2 separate regions of the Homo sapiens genome follow, and region 1 is linked to region 2. A link is a loop called in an ENCODE intact Hi-C map of the cell type or tissue named here. Cell type or tissue: ovary. All regions are shown on one strand. Links, peaks and the distances in the headings refer to the core of each region. The heading gives the core; the rest is flanking DNA.

Region 1 (2,912 bases), core at 101-2,600, 110 kb before region 2:
GAATGTTTGGCTGTGTGGGATCTATGCTCTATTAAAAATAATAAAAACAACAGCAAAAGTTGCACTAACTATGTAACATATAAAGTTGTACTACCATTGTCTGGAAGGATAGAGTCAGAATCTTGCAAACTTAAGGACAATTACGGCCCCTCATGTCATAGATGTCACCAGCAGAAGGGCCTCTCTGAGGTGATATAATTCAGGAGTTGCAAATGCAAATGCCTTCAATGCCAGAAAGTGTAATGATTGAAAGAATCAGGCCAAGTGTGATGCAATAGGGATGGGTGGGGTGTGTGGCCCACTAGCGTGGGCATGTTTTGCCTATATGTGTTCATGATCATCATTACTAACCCTTGAGTGATATCCACTGTAGCTCCAGGTACTGTTCTAAGTGCTATCCATCTATGAACTCGTTTATTCCTCACAATGGCAGCATGAGGTAGAGACTGCTGTTATCCTCGCCTTACAGATGAGAAGTTTAAGGCAGAGAAGTGAAGTAACCAGCTAGTCATTGCTGGAGCCAGGAACTGAACCCAGCTCCTGAGTCTGGGCTCACAACCAGTACATTGCCCCAGCTAAAGGCTTTGAATTTTCAAAATTTCTGGAAACCCCATGAAGCCAAAACAAATCACATCTGCAGACCAGTTTTAGCCCTTAGGCTGTGAGTTTGCAACCCTAGATATTCCACCACCCTCATTTATCAGGAATCTGCAGCCTCCAAAAGATGGGAAACTTGCTGGTTAATGATAGAAGCTGGGAGAGAACACAGGATCGATCCCCTCCCACCGAGCAGGTTTGCCCACACAGCGCCCTGCCGCCCTGCCACCCTGCCATCCTGCCAGTCCCTGGGGGCAGAAATGGGCACAGGTGGGAGCAAAGCCAGCTTACCCTTGCCCAGTCCTGAGATGGCATCGGTGATCACCACCACTTTGTTCTGCACAGCTGACTTTGACCACAGCCTGGACACCTCTTGGTAAATGAAGAGGAGGCCGCTGATTCCCAGCAGCAGCAGGGGGAGCATCAGCATGGCCATGACTCCCATCTTGTTCTGGGGGACAACGGAGTAAAAGGGGATTGGCTTTGCAAAGAGACGCTGATCAGGACTCCCAGGGCAGGGGGAGGCCCAAGGCTGCAGGGAGCTCAGCTCTGTGCAAGCCTCCAAGCTGAACACCCAGTGGGCGTGCTAATCCCCAAATGTTCAACAAATAGGAAGTTACTCACAGTGTCTCCGAAAGCAGACCGAATCCAGGGGGCCTGCCCTCCCCAGTGGTTAATTACAAACTTAATTAAAATGGGTCTGCATTTTTGGAAGAAAATCCATGTGTTAAGGCCACTTGCTTGGGCCCTAATGGTTATTTATAGCTTTCAGTTGCACTAAAAGGCTGTCAGGGTAAATATAGTGTCTATTCTGATATTCAGGAACACATGCTGGCCGGGTCTGATTTCAGGGCTCTTGCCAAAGCTCTCCTGGCTTGCCTGAGTATTAGAGGTTTCCTCTGCAGTTTGGGACTGAGCACGAGGGATCCAAACCTGGGATTTTCAGCACAAACATCCTTGCCCTCACTTCCGGTAACCCTCGTAATCAGGTAGCTTCCAGGTAGTTTGGATGCATGTGGCAGAAGACCATCTGGCCTTTGCTTTCTAATTGGAGATGAAAAGCATAGAAAACTGCTAAACAGAATGAAGCCTTTTGCAGAAAGAGCCACTGGGAGGTGTGACAGGAAATATCAGAAAGAGCACACTCTTGAGAGTGTTTCTCACCTCTCTGAGCCTTAGCTTCCCTGTCTGTAAAATGGGCAGGACCAATGGGAGGACAAACCATACTGCACAGTGTGGGCCTAGCATAGATCCCGGGCCGTAGGAAGGTAACTACTGTTATCTTTAGCGGTTGAGGATACTAAGAATTTATCCCAAATGTGAAATATTTTCATTACATAAGGAAACTCAGTAGGATTAGAACTGGAGAGACAGAAACCCAGTTCAAGTACTGGAGCCATCCCAAACCAGAAGGCCAATCACAATCAGGTCCTAATTTGTGCGGTAAACAGCATTGAGCCAATCAGGAGTAGGACTAAGAGCAGTGTGTGTGCATGTGTGTGTGTGCGCGCATGTGTGTGTGTGCATGTGTGTGTGCGTGTGTGCGTGCGTGTGTGTGTGCGCACCTGTGTGTGTGCACGTGTGTGTGTGTGTGTGTGTGCGTATGTGGGGGGGGTAAAGAAGACTGTATTTCTTTCTTGGAAATTAGAAATAACCAGGAAGATTAAAAAAGTCCCAGAATTTTATTGACACTTAATGTACATATTAGAAACACACACGTAAATGTAGAGCTTGATGAATCTTCATAGACTGAATATATTCACGTGACCAGCATGCAGATCAAGAAACAGAACATTGCCAACATGCCTCATCATGTCTCTCTCCAGCCCTGAGGGTAGCTACTTCCTAACTTTTAAAAGCGTATATACAGTTTTACCTGTATGTGTATTTTCTTTGCTCAAACAACCTCTTGTGTAAAGTTTTTCTTTTTTTTTTTTTTTTTGAGACAGTCTTGCTCTGTCACTAGGCTGAGGTGCAGTGGCACGATCTCGGCTCACCGCAACCTCCACCTCCTGGGTTCAAGCAATTCCCCTGCCTCAGCCGCGCCGAGTACCTGGGACTACAAGCCCCCACCACCACGCCCGGCTAATTTTTGTATTTTAGTAGAGACGAGGTTTCACCATATTGGCCAGGATGGTCTCAATCTCCTGACCTTGTGATCCGGCCACCTCGGCCTCCCAAAGTGCTGGAATTATAGGCATGAGCCACCGTGCCTGGCCAAGTTTTTTTTAAATAAATTATTATCTGTGTTCAATGCTGCTGATTGGTCAAGTAACGTAGGGTCTGAGAAGTGCCTGTCAGCTTTAGTGATGTGG
Region 2 (2,912 bases), core at 120-2,619:
CTCTGTAAGTTTATCTGTGCATTGGGAAAAAATATATACGTACATAAAACAGTCAGGATTGATAGCCAAGTGAGCTGCGATGAGGCTGACATCTAGCCAGTATCCCCAGTGTGAATGTATCTATTATAAGAATATTGAATACTCAGTGGCCCTGAGTATTCAATATTCCCCCACCCCAGTCCAGATACCCACCTCCTTTCCCATGACCCTTGGAGCTCCCTGCAGACCAGCAAAGAGCGGTGAATGACTGGCACTGGGGGGGCCCCCAAGATGCCAGTCTTGTGCTATGTGTCTCTTCCGATTGGCCGGTGCCCCTGCCTTGCTGGTTATTAAATACTTCAATAATTAATAACTATTAATTGTTATTCTATTTTCTATAGTAGCTCAAGTTTCAAGGATCAAGTTCAGGAGGAGCTTCTGGGGGTCTGAGCATAGCAAAACAATCTGGATGTCAGGCCCAGAGTCTCAGCTGAGAAGCAGGGAACAACATCCCTCCAGAAATAGGAGTGAGAAGTGAAGGGCCCAATGAGATCATGCCAGGGGGAGTGTGGCTTGCAGAGAGGTCTCTTTGGCACCTGCAGCACACAGGCAGCCCCATGATTCCTGGCTGACAACTCCGCCATGATCCCTTCCTATGCATCCATCCCTGCGTCCCCCAGTCTCATCTGCCTCCTTATTTGGGATCAGGACTGAGAGACAGCCTTGTTGCGCCCACACCTGGTTTTCCGGTGTTTTTAATCAGGTGGCTAACTGTATTCAGATCAGTCCAGTTAAATGCATGGTCCTGAGCCCAGATGCCACTGTGCTTGGAGCCAAGGCCACCACAGGGAGCGGAGGCGGGGTGTACAATAGAAGAGAGTGAGATGAAGTCCCTCCCTGGGAAACTGTTGACCTGGCGGGGAAGGCAGTCACACGCAGAAATACCTCTAGCATGAGACAGATGCTCCTTTCTGTTGTATGTTCACAGTGCCTAGCACAGAGTCGGTGCTCAACAAAGCTTTGCTGAACTGAATGTGATTTCTGACTTATGCTCTGGGCCTTTTGGATACCTTTAATCCCTTCTGGGTTAGGATCCAGGATGGCTTCCTCCGCAAGTCTGGGTGGTAAAATTTGGGTTTTAACATCCCAGCCACCCCACAGAGAGCTCACAGAGAGCTTGAAACTCCCACCATCAAAGCCTGACTCTGCCCTGAGGCATTGTCTCCAGATGGGCCGCGTGGAAACACGTACAACACATCACGAACAGGAGTAACACGTCGACCTCGGGGCTTCTGACGTCATCCCCTCCCGGGATGTTCACCAGGGAGGTTTTCAGATGAGCAAAAAGCAGAACACAGGGCTCGACACATGAACGGACCCAGAGGGAGGTCGCGAAGCCAGTTAAGGAGCCAGTGGGGCAAAGTGCCAAAAGAAGGCATCTTGGTAGCCAGTGTCTGTGCAAGGAGGAGAGAGTGCTCAAAGGTGAGGGGCCAATCCGGGCCGATGAGGGAAAGGTGGGTAAAGTACCAAGGCGCGAATTTAAGGAGGCGCTCACTTTCAGGTCCTGTGAGTGCATTGTTGACCCCTGAGAACGAGCGCCTCCTTAAATTCTGTGTCCTATGTTCCTCCTACCCCAATGACCTTCATGCTTCTCTTATTTCATCATTTGTTGGCAGATTAGGAGGAGCAGGGTCATCTCTCTCTGCCCTTATTTAGCATCCTGCTCAGCTTTTTCTTCTTGAACCTTGGCAGAAGACTGCCTCCAGAGGTCACCAAAGGGGTTAATACAGGACCCTTGGATGTGTTTGGGCCATGCTGTGTTTTATCAGTTGAGACACACTGGATTTTTAAAGTCTTCATGGCTGGCTTCTCTTAAAAAAAAATCAGATGATGTCTCAACCACGGGTTCCATAGCCCCACATGGAATATGCTGGAAGCCATCAGACCAGAGGTGCACCCTCTGCTGTTTGCCAATCCCCACTGCTTGTAGATGACTGTCCACATAACTCGTTTTCATCATTCCTGCCCCTCCAGCCATATGTGTTTGCAGCCCCAGCCTAATACCAGCTCCTTTACCGCATCCTTGTGCTGGCCGTAAGCATCACAGACACACAGCCCCAGCAGCCGAGTGCTGGAGTCCATCACTGCCTACAGTGCAGGATCACACTTCCTGGGGGCTGCTTCCAGCCACTGACTGACAGGGCAGGGGCACCAAGACTGACAGGGGCACTGAGGACACCCCATCGACTCTGTCAACACTTCCTCAGACTGCACTGCAGTCTCGGGCATTACTTACCTAATCTTCCTTTCTTTCCTAACCTTCCTTTCTTTCCTAACCTTCCTTTCTTTCCCTCTCTCCCTGCCAGGGGTCAGATCTGCTTGGCAGTCTGATAGCTTTCCCAGCCTCCTCTCGATCCCAGCCTGTTTTCCTTCTTCAGCCTTTCCTCCCATAAATCTCTTGCAATCTCATTTAAATCTAATCCTATCTTGGTGGTGTTTCTCAGAGGACCCAAACCAACTTCCCAAAGTAAAACCATAGAAATACAGATCCCACTGACTTGGGACTCGATATTAATTCAAAGCTAGGGTGAGCTGAAGTTTGCTCTTGTTCTAATTGCACAGAAAACAGTTTTGGCTCCTGCTCACCCTTAAGGCCATTCCCCTGTCCAACCCTTCAAACAGCTCTGAAAATGCACAATGGAATGAGGTGTCCCCCATCCTGCCTGGACACTGTGACTCAGAAGAATAAATCTTGTTGGGATTTCCAGGAAACAGCCCATGGTTGAAAAATCAAAGGCAATGAAGGAAAAGGAATTCACCATCATCATTCTTTCCAAAGTACTTCCAGATCTTCTCGGCTCGCTTTTCCGGCGTGTTTTCATCGTCTGGAAGGAGCTTCACGTCCTCGGGAGTGATCATTTTGAAAATAGCCT

What was found. A loop is a pair of places that touch in the nucleus more often than their neighbours do. Peaks named below come from ENCODE experiments on the same cell type or tissue, not always from the same donor. Only the 100,000 strongest peaks of a DNase experiment are listed, where the experiment ranks them.
Region 1: a loop joins it to region 2, with 2.4 times the contacts of the local background. A loop is called at or near these places in 13 of 110 quality-filtered maps.

What each region holds. Positions count from the first base shown.
Region 1 is chr17:9,790,243-9,793,154 of GRCh38, forward strand. DHRS7C (dehydrogenase/reductase 7C) reads right to left here and starts at 1,350. Exons shown (of 6, transcript NM_001105571.3): 1 at 889-1,350. The coding sequence starts at 1,042. In ovary, for the core only: no CTCF peak of the experiment used is centred there; a DNase peak (open chromatin) is centred at 1,446.
Region 2 is chr17:9,898,191-9,901,102 of GRCh38, forward strand. RCVRN (recoverin) reads right to left here. Exons shown (of 3, transcript NM_002903.3): 2 at 2,799-2,910; 3 at 1-14. Among named protein-coding and RNA genes, the nearest start is that of RCVRN, 5.6 kb to the right of the region's middle. RefSeq lists an enhancer at 858-1,359. In ovary, for the core only: no CTCF peak of the experiment used is centred there; a DNase peak (open chromatin) is centred at 1,281.